Regions from separate parts of the Homo sapiens genome. Here region 2 is linked to region 1. Evidence: chromatin loops called from intact Hi-C (ENCODE). Cell type or tissue: Caco-2. All regions are shown on one strand. Each heading gives the region's core, and the rest is flanking DNA. Links, peaks and the distances in the headings are about the cores only. Region 1 overlaps LINC00974 (long intergenic non-protein coding RNA 974). Region 2 has its middle 26 kb from the start of EIF1.

Region 1 (8,407 bases), core at 289-8,288:
GCTGGCCATGGTGGCTAGGGAAGCTTCCTAGGATAGGCATGGGCCAGGAAGCTTCCATATGTCATTTTGTTGATTTCTCACAACTGTGTGAGGTTGCTCTTGTTGCTTCCATTTACAGATGAGGAAACTGAGGCTCAGAGAAGAAAAGTTCCTTGCCCAAGTCACCCACACCAGTGTTGATCTGGCTCCCTACCTCCTGCTCTTAGCACGACCTATCTGGCCTCTAACAATTTTTAACACTTTTTAAGATTGCGCTGTGGCCTCAATTTTCTCCAAGAGTTACCTTGATCTCTCCCCAGGAAGATCAAAGCTGTCGGAGAACACATGAGTATCAGAAGCAGAGTGTGGGTGCAGAGGGGTCCTGGGTGAATAACCCTGCAAGGACAGACAGTCCCTAAGGACGGCTCTGCACCCACATGCTGGGTGTGACACTCATGTGTCCTCCGATGGCTTTGATATTCCTGAGCTTTCTTCCCACCCGGGAATCCCTCAGTCTGTCTTTGCTGCTACCAGCACCCTCAGCCTCAGAGACATGCCATCCTCACCCGAACTCAGGCCAAACTCTCAAACATGATTCCTTTCATCTCTTGCCCTCACCATGACTCAGTCATGTTGGGGTTGTCAGAAGGAGCATTTGTCAAGATGGAGGGAAACCTCAGGGAAGTGAATCAACACCAAACCCATAAGAGTCAAGCTTGAGATTCAAAGGTGGGGTGTGTGTGGGGAGGAAGGTTAGCTTCCCCAAGTTCTCTGCTCATTGGGAGCCCCAAGTGGAGACTCTGCCTGTCATTGACCCCTTCATTCAATGGGTAATCACTGAGGGCCTACTCTGTGCCAGGCATGGGGCTAGTAGCTGGGGCTACTACAGTGACCCAGGCAGAGTCTGCCCCCATAGAGTCTTGTCGGAGAGACCAACAGGTAACAGCCACCTCCATACAGTATGCTGCATTCCATTAGGGGGAAGCCCAGGGACTCTGGGCCACACAGCAGAAACAACTAACACAGTCTTGGGAGGCAGGGAACATTCTTTGGAGAAAGTGTTGGGTCAACACACCAGGAAGATGTTGGATTTGATATTTGATATTTGGTGGAGGTGATATTTGGTGGAGGTGATATTCAATGGAGGTGGTGTGCATGTGTGTTTGTGTGTGTGTGTGTGTGTGTTTGTGTGTGTTGGGGGTGGGCAGTTCTGGGTAGGGGGAACTGCATCAGTGAAGGCCTGGAGGTGTGACTGAAAGTGGCCCACTGGAGGAGCTGGAACTTGAACTTCCTGGGGCTACTGTGCAGAGGGTGAGGAGGGGCTGAAGAGGGATGACGAGGTGCTGGTGGGAGTAGGCGGTCAGTCGTGGAGGACTTGCTCATGGTGGGGAGACTGAACTGTACCCCGAGAGCCACAGAGAAGCACATGTCCCTTTTGTTTTCACCTTTTTCTAGCCCTGCAGTGGAGGAGGAGAACCTGTTGGCCAGGAACTGCCAACAGCTTTTGTTCTGGATAAGCCCCTCGTGGAGGAGGACAAGGCAAGAAGATGGGTCTTCATCCTAACCCACGGAAGCAGCGCTGGACTGAGAAGCACCACCTGCGAAACTCCCAGCCCCACTGAGTAACCTCCAGGGCAGGGGCATGTCCCTGCTTACGAGCTCCCACCAGCCCGTCACACCCCCCCACCCACCTCAGAGGCTCCTGCCCCTGACCTGAGTGAGCTGTGTCTGAGTTGGGTCCCTCCTCCCTCCAAGGAGTGTGCTCTATGGACAACAGCCTCTATCCTCATTTGTCCCTTCCTCCTAGCGCCTCCTTCTGCACCCCTGACCCCGCTCCATGCTGTCACCTCCTCTGTATGGCAGCTGGGCCTCGTCTGTCCTGGGACGGTGGCAAGCATGTACAGAAGTCATCTTCCTTATTTCTCACTACCCCCAGCTTCCCAGATGGGAAACTGAGGCTCAGAGAAATGACATAACTCAGCTGACAAAGGATCTGAGTGGGTCTGACCCGCAAGCCCACCCTCTTCACCTCATGCTGTCTAAAACAATTACAGACACCTCCCACGAGCAGGAAAGCTCTGGAAATGTCTTCTTGGAAAGCAAGCAGCTACCCATGAACAGTGAGTCTCTGTCCCAGGTATTTCTTGTCTCTGGGCCTCAGTTTCCTCACCAGACTCCTCAGTGTGTGGAACAAATGCAGTGGCAATGAAGGAACGAGGGCACCAGGGAGGGCGGGCTCCACTGACTTTCTGAGTCATGGAAAATCCATGGTCCAAAAAGCTCTTAGCATTTTCTCTGCCCCTGGGTCTCACATCCATCTCAGGCCATGCCAGCCCCCAAGCCCCAGGGGTCCTACTGTTCTCCCTCCTCTCAGGCCAAAATGAGAACAAAGCGAGTTCCTTCCCTCCATTCCCCTCGGCATGACTAACACATGCTGGGGTTTTCCCAAAGGAACTTCTGTCAGCCCTAATGGAAAACTGCAAAATACAAAGGAAACAAAGCAAATTCAGAATCCACAGCAAATAGTCATGTTTGAGGTACAAAAAGTTGGGGCAGGGGATGCTCGTTGAGAGCATTCCCTTCATACTAGTTTTTTTTTTTTTTTTTAAATTTTAGGTGGAGTCTCGCTTTGTCACCCAGGCTAGAGTGCAGTGGTGCGATCTCAGCTCACTGCAGCCTTGACCTCCTGGTTCAAGTGATCCTCCCGTCTCAGCCTCCTGAGTAGCTGGGATTATAGGCACCCGCCACCACACCTGGCTAATTTTTTGTATTTTTAGTAGAGACGAGGTTTCACTATGTTGGCCAGGCTGATCTCGAACTCCTGACCTCAGGTGATCCACCCACCTCAGTCTCCTAAGTAGCTGGGATTACAGGCACATGCCACCACACACGGCTAATTTTTTGTATTTTTAGTAGATATGGGGTTTCACCATGTTGGCCAGGCTGGTCTGGAACATAATAGTTCTTAACTGGAACCCTATCTTGAGTTCTTTGGGCCCCTGGATTTTCCAGTGTATGTTCCCAGGGGTGTTAATTAATATAAAATAACCCCAAACAAAACTCTTGTGATCAAATCCAGTGGAAAACATGGAGATAAACAAACCAAACCTTTTTTTTTTTTTTGCAGGACTTCTCAAAGCTTTTGGCCTTGGCCTCCCAAGGTGCTGGGACTACAGGCGTGGGTCACTGCACCTGGCCAAAGCTTTTGTTTGCTTAAAGTGCTTTGTAAGTTTATAAGAGGAGGCTACAGAACCCAGAAATCACCTATGGATTTGACCACGAGATGCGCTGCTGAATTCATGGTGGGAAATGCTGATGATCTCTGATGGAGGCTGCTGGGTGGCTGCTGCCCTCACCCTGACCTGTCCTCCCCAGCTGGACGGGGGACTTCTAGGAGGGGGAGGGTCCCCACTGAAGATGGACACATGTCCTGTCAGAGTTTCTGAGAAGCTCCAGCCCTTAGGCAGAATGGGACAAGGAGAAACAGACTTGGGTCTGTACTCGGGACTGCAGAAGCCGAGCATGAGGAGTTGTGGGGACAGTGCCCCTCCTTCATCCCCACCTCCCAGCCCCCCAGTATCTCCTTCTCCCCCTGATCCTTCCCTTGATCAGGCCAGGGCCCTGTCATTGTCCCAACAAATGCCTACCGCCAGTTCATCGCACCTTGTTTTCTCTGATGTCCTCGCAATCACACACCTTGTGCCCCTGAGCTGGGTACACGATCCTTTGCAATGTGTGCTACGAGAACTGTATTGCTAATAATAAAGACAAAATTTAATGACTCCACTGGCTGAGCTTCTGGTAGGTCCCAGGCACGTTAGACAGACTATTTCATTAATTCTCACCTCGGCAATTTGAGGAAGGTCTTGCTGTCTCAGTATCCTGAGTCTTAGACAGGTTCAATGACTTGCACAAGGTCACATAGCTTTTAAGTGACAGGGCCTGGCTGCCTTGGCTCTGAAGTGAGTTCTCTTTGCAACAACCTACCCAGCTGAGCCCCTCCTTTGTTTAGAGAAGGCTTCTCCTCTGAGCTGGGAAGATCCAACTTTGACCCTCAATTCTCAGATGACAGTGGTTCAGTCAGGCAGGAACTAGCTGTACTAACATGTAAACAAGTCACTTCTGCAAGGAGAGGCAGAGGCCAGTGCTTGCGCGAGCGTGACTGATAAAGGAATGGGGCGAGGGCTGAGGACTCTCTGGCTCTACCGATTTATGATACTGAAAGTCATCAATCTTAAAGAGAGATCTGCATTCCCCAAGCTTTCTTCTCCCTGAGGGGCCTCTCCTATCTCTCGCCAATATTGTGGCTCCCCTCAGCCGCAGGGGCAATCTTTCTGGTTTTCTCTTAGGTCCAAACACGAACCAAATAAAATCCTCTTTTCCCTTCTCTTGGTTCTCTTCTCTTCCTTTCCCTTCTTGGTTACACTTTGGAATTTTCAGAGGAAAAGTTTGCCAAGTCCAAGGAAGACTTTATGGAAATGAACAAGAGCCTATAAAACCCCATGAACTATCCATGAACGATATAGCACGGTGTGAACTGTTTCCTTCACAGCTGTGGCTGCAGCGGCCCCTTGTGGCCATGTTACACGCCAGGAAATTGAGCGTCAGAGAAACCACAGTTTTAGCGCTGGGCGGGGAGCTCTCTTTCCTTAGAGAGGTGGCCTCCTCCACTCTTTTGTGGCCCAGAGAGGGGAAGACACATGCCCAGGGCCACAAAGGTAGAATGCAGGCATTTGGACTTCCAGCCCTCCTAGGGCTCTTTCTCTTGTATTGCTCTCAGCTCAACGTCCCTTTGTTGCTGTAGGGAGGCCAGGGAGCAGCCTGGAGTGTGGGGCCTGCCTTTGCCCAGACAGGCTCCCTCTGACCGTTCCTCTCACACAGCACTGAGCAGGGTCAGGGGTGCAGAGGGAGGCGGTAGGAGGGAGCCCGCCTGCAGGCAGGTTGGCGAGTCCCCTCGCGGCCCCCAGGAGGCGCTGTGAAGCCGAGTTGGCGAGGTCCTGGGCTCCTCCCGCACCGGTGGCGGAGGGAGATGTTCAGTCTGAGGACAAAGGAAGCTGCACCCCGCCTAGGGACAAAGGAAGCTGCACCCCGCCTGGGGAGCTTGCAAAGACGGGGCCTTGTGGCCGGCAGCCTGCCCTGTCCAGAGCCGAGGTTGGCTCCAAAGCGGACATCACCGCCTCTCTCCGGGCTCCGGTGGCGGGCTGCTGAGGCACCCCACAACCACCTTCCCCAGACTTCACTTTGCAGACGCTGCTTCTTCTCTCTGAGCCTCTGAATGCCCGGTGAGGTGGGCAGGGCAGGATCCCTGTTCCTGTTATGGACTGGAAAACAGTTTCACAGAGGCCGAGGGCTTGCCCGAAGTCAGCCAGCTGATGAAAGGCGGAGCCTGGCCTCAGGGCTTTGGACCGCCAAGTCAGTGCCCAAGCCCTTTCCTACACAACTCATGGCTTCCCGGAGTTTGGCTCAGGGTAGAGGGGGAGATGCTATAGAGGAAGGCAGGAGCCTTTGGAGTCAGCTCCACTACCACCTGCCATGTCATGTAACCTCCCCGAGCCTCAGTTTCCTCATCTGTAAAATGGGCAGTAACCCTTGGAAGGTTGTTGTAAGGAGTGGACATCATGGATGTCAAGAGACAGCAGAGTTGCCTGATCCAGTGTGTCAGTGTGGGGGCCATGGGGCTCTGTCCACGTGTCAGTACAGCCACCTCCTTGGAGATCCAAGCTGGGAATGTCAGAGCCTGGCTCTTCCTCGTTGAGGTGCAGTGAGCTGCCTTAGTCTGCGGTGCAGGGCGTGGGGGTGGACATGCTTTTGCTGCTGTGAGCCAGTGCAGAGATGGAGCCAAGAGAGGCCAAGTTTGGTGGAGTCAGGGACGGGGCACGTAGGAGGATGGTGGGATGAGTCACTCGCCAGCTCAGATTGTGGTGTGAAGGGGAAGGAGTGTGGAGGCCGGGCCAGGCCTGGCAGCACCAGGCACAGACCTACCAGGAAGGGAGGCAGCCCTCTGGGACCAAGGCATGGCACCCTGCCAGTCCCACTTGCCCAGCCTCTGCGCTGCCCGGAGCTCCCTAGGGGTGAGGGTGGGCAGGAGAAATGTGTCCTGGGACCTGTCAGCATGTGGGTCTGTGTGGGGAGAGACGGGGTGAGGGTCTGGCTGCTTTTTTGTCCTGCTCACAGCCTCTCCTGGTCAGTGCCAACGCCCTTCTTCCTGCCTGTGTGCTGGGGATGGGGAGTGCCCCTCCCAGCCAGCCATCATCTAAGACAGACAGACCGAAGCAGTGTTCACACATCTACCAGGCGTGTTGCACCTGGCTGTCCACGTAGATGATCAGCCACATCTGCATCCACCAGGGGCCCCACAGAATATGACGGACTCTCAGGGTTGACCGAGTGTAGAAAGGGAACTATTTCTGGAGGTGTGGACAGGAGCAGCAGGGATCAGACAGCCCAGAGCAGAGCAGTGGGAAGCGGAGGGATGGGAAAAGGGAGTTTGAGGGGGTGTGGCCAGGGGAGGGCTGCCCTGCAGGAGCCTTAGAGCGAGCAGCTGCAGCCAGAACCGTGGCTGGGCAAGGAGAGGTGGGGGGATAGATACACAGGCCCCTTTCTTCCTGTTCTCCATCTTCCGCTGCTGCCTACTGATGGATGGCTGATTCCAATGGGGCAGTTGGAGGGAAGGGAGCCAGTGACACAGGGATCATCCTTCCAGGTACAGAGCAGGACAGAGGAAGGTGGAGAGTAGATCTAAGGATCCAGGGAGAATTATCAGCCCAACCAGTGGTTGGGCAAGGGGGCACAAATATGAGCCAGACCCCAGCCTCAAGGAGCTCACTGGCTGGTAGAGGGGATAAGAGCCAATGAATTCTCACCCATATAGGAAGAGGACAGTGCCTGGGAGAGGGTCAGGTAAAGCACCAGAGGGGCTCAGAGGAGGAAGAGCGAGTGCCAGGGATCACAAAGGCCTGAAGGAAGAGGTGATGTATGAGTTCCACGTTGCTGCTGTAACAAGTGGTGGCAAACTCAGTGGCTTAAAACAACACAAACTTACTATCTTCTAGGCCTGGAAGTCAGAAATCTGAAATGGGCCTTATGGGCTAAAATCAAGGTGTCATCAGAAATGCTTTTTTTCTAGGGGCTCTACGGGAGAGTCTGTCTCCTGGCCTCTTCCAGCCTCCAGGGGCTGCCTGCCTTCCTTGGCTTGTGGGATCTTCCTCCTTCAAAGTGCCTCACTTTGACCTCTGCTTCCATGGTCCCAGCTCCTCTCTGTGACCTTGACCATCTCGCCTCTCTCTTACAAGGACCCTTGTGATTACTTTGGACTCAATCGGATAATCCAGGATAACCCAACCCCCATTCCAAGATCCTTAATGTAATCACATCTGCAAAGTCTCTTTCTGCCATGGAAGGTACATGCTCACAGGTTCCGATTGGCGTATCTTTGGAGGGCCATTATTCTGTCTACTCCAGGCAATGGTGAAGAGGCACAGTTTCAACCTGTGACGGCTGAGGGGAAGGACCCTGCAGGTGGATAGGATAGCCTGAGTAGAAGCAGGCATTTGAGAACCTAAGCACTATTGGCCAGCACCTGTGAGTAATTGCAGGAAGACTGTGATTTTGGGGGACAGGGCTGGAAAGCCAGCCTGGACATGGCCAGTGCCTTGCTCCATTTCCAAATAAATGCAGTTGGCCTCTGAGGCTTAGTGGCAACCGTCAGTGCCTGTGGCATGGCGGGGCTGGCGGGGGGCCTCCTGGATGTGAGGTGAGCCTTGCTGTTCAGTGTCCATCCCTCCCCGACCCACACTTCTCCAGGCCCAGCACGGCTTTATTCAGGACCTGCATGGTGAGTCGGACCCTCGCAGTTGTCCCCTCCGTGAGGCCCTCCATTGGCCCGTCTCTTATCCACCCACACCCCCACTGCCAACAGGCCCGCAGGCAGCACTTGTCCCCTCCCCTGCCTTCCCCAGCCTCCAGGCCTCCAACTCTCCCAGTGTTACGCCTCCAACACACTGAACTGCTCCCTCCCTGAACTCCCCGCATTGTCTCACCTGGCCAGGCCATTTCCCACAGCTTTCCCTGTGCCAGAAACACCCACCACCCGAGCCCTTTTCTTCCCACTCCTCATTCTTCAAATCTCAGCTTTTTGGAAGAACACTTTCCCCTTCCCTCCACCCCACCGCACAGGGAGCAGTGAGCGACTCCCACAAAAATCTTTTTTTTTTTTTTTGAGACAAGGTCTCACTCTGTCACCCAGGCTGGAGTGCAGTGGTGTGATCATGGCTCACTGCAGCCTCAACCTCCTGGGCTCAGGTAATCCTTCCACCTCAGCCTCCCGAGTAGCTGGAACTACAGGCACATACCACCATGCCCTGATCATTTTTTGTAGAGATGTTACCTAGGCTGATCTTGAACTCTTGGACTCAAGCAGTCTACCTGC
Region 2 (8,407 bases), core at 54-8,053, 110 kb before region 1:
GCGGCCCCTTTTCCAAGAGAGAACTTGCGGAGGGGGGAGGGGGTGGGGGGTGAGGAAGGAGCACTAGGGAGGGAGTCGGCGGGTTTGGGTCCTGGTTCTGTGCTGCGGTCCTGGGCAGGTGTGGTGTGTAACGGGAAAGGGCCTGTCACAAAGCGTGGCAAATGTGCTCGTGGCAGATGCCCACGAACGTTTGTCTCCCTGTCCTCTGGCCTCCACCTCCCCTGCAATTTTCCCAAAGGCAAAATGATGGGTTGGACAAACGATAGGAAATGTAGCCACGTTCGCTGCGCATGGGGCAAGGTGGGGGTGGGGGTGGGGTTTCCGGGGCACCAGATCGCTCTGCTCCCATCTCAAGGCCCCTGCTTCTGGAGGCAGGGTTAGCTCCACGTAGGCAGAGGAAACACCCCGGGTTTCTTAGGATTCTTGCTGTGTGACCTTGGGAAGTCCCCGCACGCCTCTGGCTGCAGCTGCCGCCTGTGAAAGAAGGGGCTGCACTTCCTGGATGGTGGAAGGTTGCTAAGGTAACCACAAAGTGCCCGCTCAGCAGCAGCTGCCGTCATCATCATAGTTATTATTATTAGGGTTTCGTCCTGTGCCAGCATTTGACAATTCTAACCCCACCTGGAGGCCTGCTAAGAGAGCAGGCGAGGGCTGGTGATCATTTAGGGATGCCTAAAATGTTTGCAGGGGGAGCAGGAGAGAGGAAGGACAAAGGATGTTCATGAGGGTCAAAGACCTGGGTTTGGGGCTTCTCGGGGCGAGGGGGTGCGGAGGGAGGGCCCCAGATCGCGCCTTCTCCCTTTAGGTCTGGTCCCGGGGTGGCGGCGCGCGTGCGCAGGAGGAGGCCGTGGGCCCGGCCAGCAGAGGGCGCCGCGAGCACCACGCCCGGGCTTAGCTGTGCGGGGCTCCGCCTTGCTGCGCAGTGGGCAAGCCGGTCTGGCTGCGATGGGGGAGGGCTACGCTGGGGAGCTGCGGGTAAGGGCAGCTGTCACCGTTTTCAGTTGTTGGTCGGTGTCCTGTGTGGCATTGTGGGTTTGCCTGTAACCACCACATGTTCATTCATTTAACTAGCACGATCAAGCACCCACAAGTTTCAGCCACTGCTGGGAGTAAAGAGGGGAACGAGGTGCATGCCCGGAGAACCCGCACCCACCATCCAGGTGACAGAGGTCAGCCCAGGGCTGGGGGAGCTTGGAGGAGGAGCCGCCTACCTGGAGAGAACAGGCGAGGCAGACAGAAGGCAGGAAGCACAGAGAGCCCGCTCGCAGCTTGGCAATGTGGGGAGCTGAACAGAGCAAGAACTGTTTGGGGCCATGCTCTCGAACACTGGCCCAGGGCCGGCGATGTCGAAGCCATGATGAATCCAAGGCTAAACTACAGCAGACACAACGGCTGTCCCTAAGGGGGTTATAATTGCGTGCGTGCGTGCGTGTGTGTGTGTGTGGGTGTGTGTGTGTTGGGGGGGGCGCTGGGGGTGGGAGGCTGGGGCGTGTAGGCAAATACCAGGACTGGAAAAAGTAGAGTCCTAGGATCTCGACCCTCCTAGGCCGGCGGGGGTGTCTTGCTGCCTCCCTGTGAAGGTAGATGGGCTGCATGGGGGAAGGAGGGCCAGGTATGTGAGTGGGGGAGTGGACAGAGGGGTGGGGTAGGAACCAAGGGCAGCAGGGAGTCCAGGTGGGAGCAGTTGGGACGGGGATGGAGCAGACAGTCTGGTGGGAGAGTGAGGGGTGGGGGGGACAGTGGGGAGAGGGTGGCAAAGACTGCTTGAGCCTCTGAGCCTCAGTTAACTCAGAGGAGGTTGGCATAACACAGAGGGCAGTAAGGACAGGGACAATGGGAAAAAAAAAATAAAGTGAAGACCATCTTGGTTCCATTATGAGGAGTAGAGTGCCTGGATCAAGGAGGTGATGATGGTTCCATGTGTCCTGGGTAGGTCAGAGAGCAGGACCTGAGAGCATTAGAACTGGTGGCAGCCTTTCAGGCCATCTTATCTGATTCCTTTCTTTTATATATAGGGAAACTGAGGCTCAGAGAAGGGAAGGAAAGGCTACTCCCCCCAGAACAGAGTTCAGCTCTTAATAGCACTTTTTTTTTTTTTTTTGAGATAGCATCTTGCTCTGTTGCCCTGGCTGGATTGCAGTGGCTCAGTCATGGTTCACTGCAGCCTTGACCTCCTGGGCTCAAGTGATCCTCCTGCATCAGCCTCCTGAGTAGCTGAGCCTACAGATGCATGCCACCATGACCGGCTAATTTTTAATTTTTTTGTAAAGGTGGGCGGTGGGGGCGGTCTCCCTATGTTGCCCAGGCTGGTCTCAAACTCCTAGGCTCTAGCGATCCTACAGCCTCAGTCTCCCAAAGTGCCAGGATTACAGGCTCAAGCTGCCGTGCCCCATCCTGGTGGCACATTTTAAAATGCAGAACACTGACTGATAGGATCTTTTCTGGAAAAGGTCAGCTGGGGATAAACCATGTCATTGTCACCACCTCTGTTATCACCACTGAGTACCTAATGTGTACTAAGCACTTCCCAACACTATCCCTCTTACATGTGCAGCCCTGAAGTCAGAGGAGAAAATGGAAGTTCAGAGAGGTTAAGTAAGAGACAGACAACACAGCCGGTAAGGGCTTGAGCTGGGATTCACATCCAGCGTGCCCTCCTGCCTACCCTGTGTGAGGGCCTCTGCCAGGGAACAGCCAGTGAGGCTGTTATAGGGTGAGGGGCTGTGCTGGGGGCAGGGAAGCACCTCCATCTGTGTGTATGCCTCAGGAGCCTGTGGGCAGGGGAGGCATCAATTTCATCTCAGAATGAACTTTCCAGCTAGCAGAGCTGCCCAGTCATACAGTGGGCTCTACTAAGGAGCAGAATGTGCTCTGTCTCCTCCCAGGACAGGCAGTGGCCCCCTGTTGCCCCAGAGCATGAGCAGATGCCTTAACTTTGCAGATCCACCCAGCATTGGAGGCTCTGTCTGGCTCAGCCCCCTTCTCTCTCCAGCTCTGCCTCACCTCCTCTCTCCATCAACCTCTGCATTCCTGCCGGTCAGTCCTTCTTCCAGCCACTTTCTGGATACACTCCTCAGCTCTGGAACTTTGCACATGTGGTTCTTCCACCCTGTCGGCTAGACGACCCATTCTCAGGCCACTGTAAGCCTTCCATGACACTCAACAAGGTCAAGTCGCTGCCCATATGTGATGCTCAAGTGGCTTCTCTGCCCCTCCAAATATGCCTCATCACACCTTGTGAATGATTTGTTAGTCACTTCCATGAGGGCGGACTGCTTTGCATGTTCTCAGGTGTTTCTCCAGCACCTGGCACCGCACATTGTGTAGTGCTCAAGAAGAGTTTGCTGAAAGAATGAATAACGAATGAAGTTAAGAAAGAATGATGAAGTACTCAAGGCCAAATGCACGGGGGAAGGGACTTAAGTCAGCTGACCTTCACATCCCCTCCATCATCTTTTGGCCATAGTTCATGGTCTTTGATCAATTCCCCAGGGGTTAGAGATTCACAGCCACAGTTAGTAAACATTTAAGCTCTGTCAGGTGTTTTCTCACCGATGGAATAATAAGCAAGGGCTGGGCGTGGTGGCTCACGCCTGTAATCCCACCACTTTGGGAGGCCTAGGCGGGCGGATCATCTGAGGTCAGGAGTTTGAAACCAGCCTTGTCAACATAGCAAACCCCGTCTCTACTAAAAACACAAAAATTACCCAGCGTCGTGGGTGCCTGTAATCCTGGCTACTCTGGAGGCTGAGACAGGAGAATAGCTTGAACCCGGGAGGCGGAGGTTGCAGTGAGCCGAGATCGTGCCACTGCACTCCAGCCTGGGCAACAGAGCAAGACTCTGTCTCAAAAAAAAAAAAAAAGAAAAAGCAGGGACGAAGTGAAACTTTTTCAGTGGATACTAGCTTGGAGGCGTCAAGCCCTGCCTGGAATACTTTGCGCGCTGGTCGTTGCCACACCTGGCTGGACCAGCAGGGCCTCTCTTGGAACCCACGAGAGCTTTTGCTCACCGGATCTGGGCTCCCAGCTGCGCTTCCAGAAATGGCCACCAGGTGGTGGCAGAAGCTAAGAGTCCGGCCTTAGGGCGCGCCGGCCAGCCCCGGACCACCGGCAGGGGGCGCTGCTGCTCCGCCAGGTGAGCGGGTGCAGCAGAGGTGGGCCAGGAGTACCTGCTGGGCTAAGGGGCGCTGGGTCTGTCCCACCAGGAGTGGGTGGAGGAGGAGGTCCTAACAGCAGCAGGGAAGGAAGGCTGGGTGGCCCCTTTACTCTTCTTTGTACAGTGGGGACTTGACCCCTACTTCATGGGATTTATAGAAAAACTGAAGGTCTGTAAGGCCTCTATCGCAGCCACTCAACGCTGCCCTTGTGGTGTGGGACAACCCGTGGGTGCGTGGGGGTGGCTGTTCAGATGTCACAAAACGCAGCTGTCCCTCGGGTTCCATGGGGCTTTGGTTCCAGGACCTTCTACTTAATACTAAAATTTGCAGGTGCTGAAGTCACTGCTATAAAATGGAGTAATATTTGCATATAACCTACGCACACCCTCTGTATACTTTAAATTATCTCCGGATTACTCAGAAGACCTAATACGATGTAAATGCTGTATAGATAATTTTTTTTTTTTGAGACGGAGTCTTGCTCTGTCGCCCTGGCTGGAGTGCAGTGGTGCGATCTTGGCTCACTGCAACCTCCGCCTCCCAGGTTCAAGTGATTCTCCTGCCTCAGCCTCTGGAGTAGCTAGGACTACAGGCACACACCACCATGCCTGGCTAATTTTTGTATTTTTAGTAGAGACGGTGTTTCACCATGTTAGCCAGGATTGTCTTGATCTCTTGACCTAGTGATCCGCCTGCCTTGGCCTCCCAAAGTGCTGGGATTACAGGTGTGAGCCACGTGCCCAGCCGCCATAATTGTTATACTATATTGTTTAGGGAATAACCACAAAAAAAAGTCTGAACATGTTTAGTACAGAAACAATTTTGATTTTTGGAATATTGTCCATCTGTGGTTAGTTGAATCCATGGATATGGAGGATCGACTGTATTGTTCTTCTTCCTTTCTTTATTTTATTTACTTATTTTTTTGAGACGGAGTTTCGCTCTTGTTGCCCAGGCTGGAGTGCAATGGCACGATCTCTGTTCACCGCAACCTTCACCTCCTGGGTTCAAGCGATTCTCCTGCCTCAGCCCCCAAGTAGCTGGGATTACAGACATGCGCCACCACGCCCGGCTAATTTTGTATTTTTAGTAGAGATGAGGTTTCACCATTTTGGTCAGGCTGGTCTTGAATTCCTGACCTCAAGTGATCCACCCACCTTGGCCTCCCAAAGTGCTGGGATTACAGGCATAAGCCACCATGCCTGGCTGTCTTCTTCCTTTATTTTATTTATTTTAGAGACAAGATCCTATTCTATTACCCAGGCTGGAGTGCAGTGGCACGATCATAGCTCACTGCACCTTCAAATTCCCGGGGCTCAAATGATCCTCCCACTTCAGTCTCCACAGTAGGTGGGACTACAGACACACACCACCATGCCTGGCTAATTAAACATTTTCTTGTTGTTGGGTCTTGCTTTCTTGCCTAGGCAGGTCTCAAACTCCTGGCTTCAAGTGATCCTCCCGCCTTGGCCTCTCAAGGTGTTGAGATTACAGGCACAAGCCACTGCACCCAGCCTGTTCTTTTGATTTTTAAAAGAACTACCTAAAAATGTGAAAATCATTCTTAGCTCTTGGGGCCACACAAGACAGACAGGCGGGCTCTGACTAGGTAAAGTCTCACACCAGTGCCTGACTGCTAATAGGTGCCCAATTCATGGCAGGTGTTGCCAGCCCACCCAGGAGCTCACAGCCAGGCTCCATGGCTCCACCCTCCTGCCACCCCTGGAGTGGGGGTGGGGGGTGGGGGGTGGGACTCTGTCCTTCCGACTGTGGCCCCTGGCTGTCTTCCACTTTGTAGAAAGCACTCAGTGAAGGTTAGCTGTCATCTGTCCTCCCTGGCTGCATGTCCACACCTGCAGGCCTCTGCTCTTGCAGTCCCTCCTCCTGGTGAATCCCCTGTCCTTGACATCTTCCAAGAGACCACCACCATAATCAAGACAGAGAACATTCCCTTCACCCCAAACACGTCCCTTGTGCCTCTTCCCAGTCGACCCTGACTTAAAAATAATCTCCCGATTACCAAGTGCTTGCAGGGTGTCAGGTGCCACAGGGGCCCTAGGCCAGTTGGTCTCACTGAAGCCTCTGGGACCTGGTGACGTGGGGGCAGTTGTTACAGGGGGTACCTTAGGGCTGAGGGCTCTGAGGCTGGGGGATGGGAAGCAACACGGCCACGATGGGCAGGAGGCAGAGCTGGGACCTGAATCCAGGCACATCTCTTAGCCACTCTCCTGCCCTGCCTGTCCCCCAGCCCTTCGTGTTCCTAGGGCCATGTTTCTCACACCTCCTTTACTCCTGGCTAATCTGGGTGTGGCCTGGGACCCGCAGCCTTGGCGTCCGCTGGGAGCTGGTGGGAAATGCAGAGTGTTGGGCCAGATCCCACACTACTGAGTCAGCACCTGCTGTTCTGAGGCTTGGAAGCTCTGTCCTGAGGCAGGCTCTTCCTGGGAATTGGTGGCCGTGTCTGCATCCCCTCCCCTTCCCTGCTCACTGTGAGCTCCTGGTGGGCAGGTGCTCAGCTCTCTGGTGCTCACTTTGGGGACTGGCCCTTGGCCCCCTGAGAATCAAAGTTAAATGAATAGATGAAGGGAAGGGCAGGTGGTCAGAGCTTTGGGTTGAGGGTGTGGGGGTGCAGGGCTGTGGTGCTCAGGAGCTGGTGGGAGGAATGGGGCCAGGGGCAGGGGCCGGTCTAGTCACCTGTTTGGAGGTCTGGTTCTTCACTCACTCTGGCTACTGCCCAAGTTGACTCAGGGAGTCTGTGTTCATTTGCATACCTTTGCATGTGGTTAGCATATCTCTCTGGTGCAGTACGAGGCGCAGGCTGGATTGTGGAGCGGAGAAGGTGGACAGGACAGCGGGTTGGGGGCGTTGGGGGCTTTAGGGCTGCAGATATGTTTCTTGGAGCAGGTCTGGAGTTTGAGCACCCATCCTCTTTGGGTGAGGAGAGAGGCCTGCTGGATCCTCCTGGCTCTGGGTACCTGCTGGGGCTGGGCAGTTCCCACCTCCCTGCCTTCGCTCCTCAGTGGCCCTTTCCTGGAATGCCCTTTCCCCTGTGTCCCTGTGACAACCTTGTGATCTGGGTGCTGTGATCTGGGTGCTGGTTACACAGTTGGGTTCAGTCTGTGAAAATTCACTGAGTTGTACAGCAATTATATGTGCATTTTTCTGCATAAAAAATGGAAAAAGACCAGAACTAACTTCCAGGAAGAGTCCCATGCCTATTCCACAGCTGGGAGCCCTCCCCAGGGTGCCTCTCTTCCCCCTGCCCACCGTCTGCGGTGAAGGCCCTGGTCAATTTCAACTCGACTGAGTTTTATTTATTCACTCTCCTCTCCCCCTGGACTGTGAGCCACCCGGGGCAGAACCAGGTCCTGTTCATTCTTGTGTCACGTCCTATTAATTCTTGTGTCCCCCTGACATGGGACCTGGCACAGGGCAGGTGCTGAACCCATGGGTTCGACCTCACCATCTCTGGGGTGCTCCAGGAGGCCTGGGGCACTGACCACCTGGAGGGGGCATTTCTCCTTACTACCGCCACCCCCAAGCACACAAAAGGCCAGCATTACAATGCCCCTGCTGTGGCCCAGGGCTAGAAGTGGGACTCAAGGGTCCCTGGGTGGGAGTGGGTGTGGGGCACGGCCACCGTGTGGTCCTCAGTGCCCTGCCCTCCCCTGGTTCTCTCTAGCCCGGGTGGCACCTCCTCTTGTCTGTGGTTCATCCCCGGCCTTGAGGCCATCTGGGTCCCTGCTGAGTTCCTCTTCAGGCTTGGGGAGGGGGAGGCAGAGGCCTGGCTTCTCTGGACTGGGCCTGCATGCTGAGTGGCTCTGGGCCTGCCTGGCCTGGCCCTGCCTCATCCCTGCCAGCCCCTCCCTGCCCTGCAAGTTGGGGCCTCCCTGCCACCTGAGTTACAGAGACCTGTAAGCGGGCACACAGCCCCCTCCCCACTGTCTAGAACTTGGCAGAGGAGGACTCTGGGCAATGGCCTGCCTCTCTGGCCTCAATTTCCCTTTTCTGTAAAATGGGGAAAACAATTCAGGCAGCTGCCAGGTCAGATCAGTCAGAGGGTATGGGAGACCTCGGCACCCAGGCGTGTGCAGAGCAAAAGCCTGCTGGGTGTGTGTGGGGTTCGTGAGGGCGCTCTTCAGCTGGGCTGGGGTCTGCACGGTGGAGCAGGTGAGGGGGTGGGAACCTTGTTGGGGAGAGCACAGGAAAGTCAGGGCCTGAGTTTCGGCCCAACTTGATCCTAACTGGCT

The links. A loop is a pair of places that touch in the nucleus more often than their neighbours do. Peaks named below come from ENCODE experiments on the same cell type or tissue, not always from the same donor. Only the 100,000 strongest peaks of a DNase experiment are listed, where the experiment ranks them.
Region 2: it touches region 1 in a loop (9-fold over the local background); 81 of 110 quality-filtered maps call a loop at or near these places.

What each region holds. Positions count from the first base shown.
Region 1 is chr17:41,545,565-41,553,971 of GRCh38, reverse strand. LINC00974 (long intergenic non-protein coding RNA 974) reads left to right here. Exons shown (of 3, transcript NR_038442.1): 2 at 1,435-2,099; 3 at 3,107-4,366. Among named protein-coding and RNA genes, the nearest start is that of LINC00974, 4.7 kb to the left of the region's middle. RefSeq lists enhancers at 1,157-1,657, 4,610-4,659, 4,199-4,812 and a cis regulatory region at 5,690-6,050. In Caco-2, for the core only: a CTCF peak has its summit at 4,581 (motif pointing left); DNase peaks (open chromatin) are centred at 4,121, 4,581 and 4,931.
Region 2 is chr17:41,658,530-41,666,936 of GRCh38, reverse strand. No RefSeq gene overlaps it. Among named protein-coding and RNA genes, the nearest start is that of EIF1, 26 kb to the left of the region's middle. RefSeq lists enhancers at 547-676, 1,097-1,186, 707-1,224, 1,225-1,744, 6,153-6,652 and a silencer at 737-976. In Caco-2, for the core only: CTCF peaks have their summits at 867 (motif pointing right), 3,869 and 4,070 (motif pointing right); DNase peaks (open chromatin) are centred at 466, 916, 1,189 and 4,046; H3K4me3 peaks cover 1,293 bases.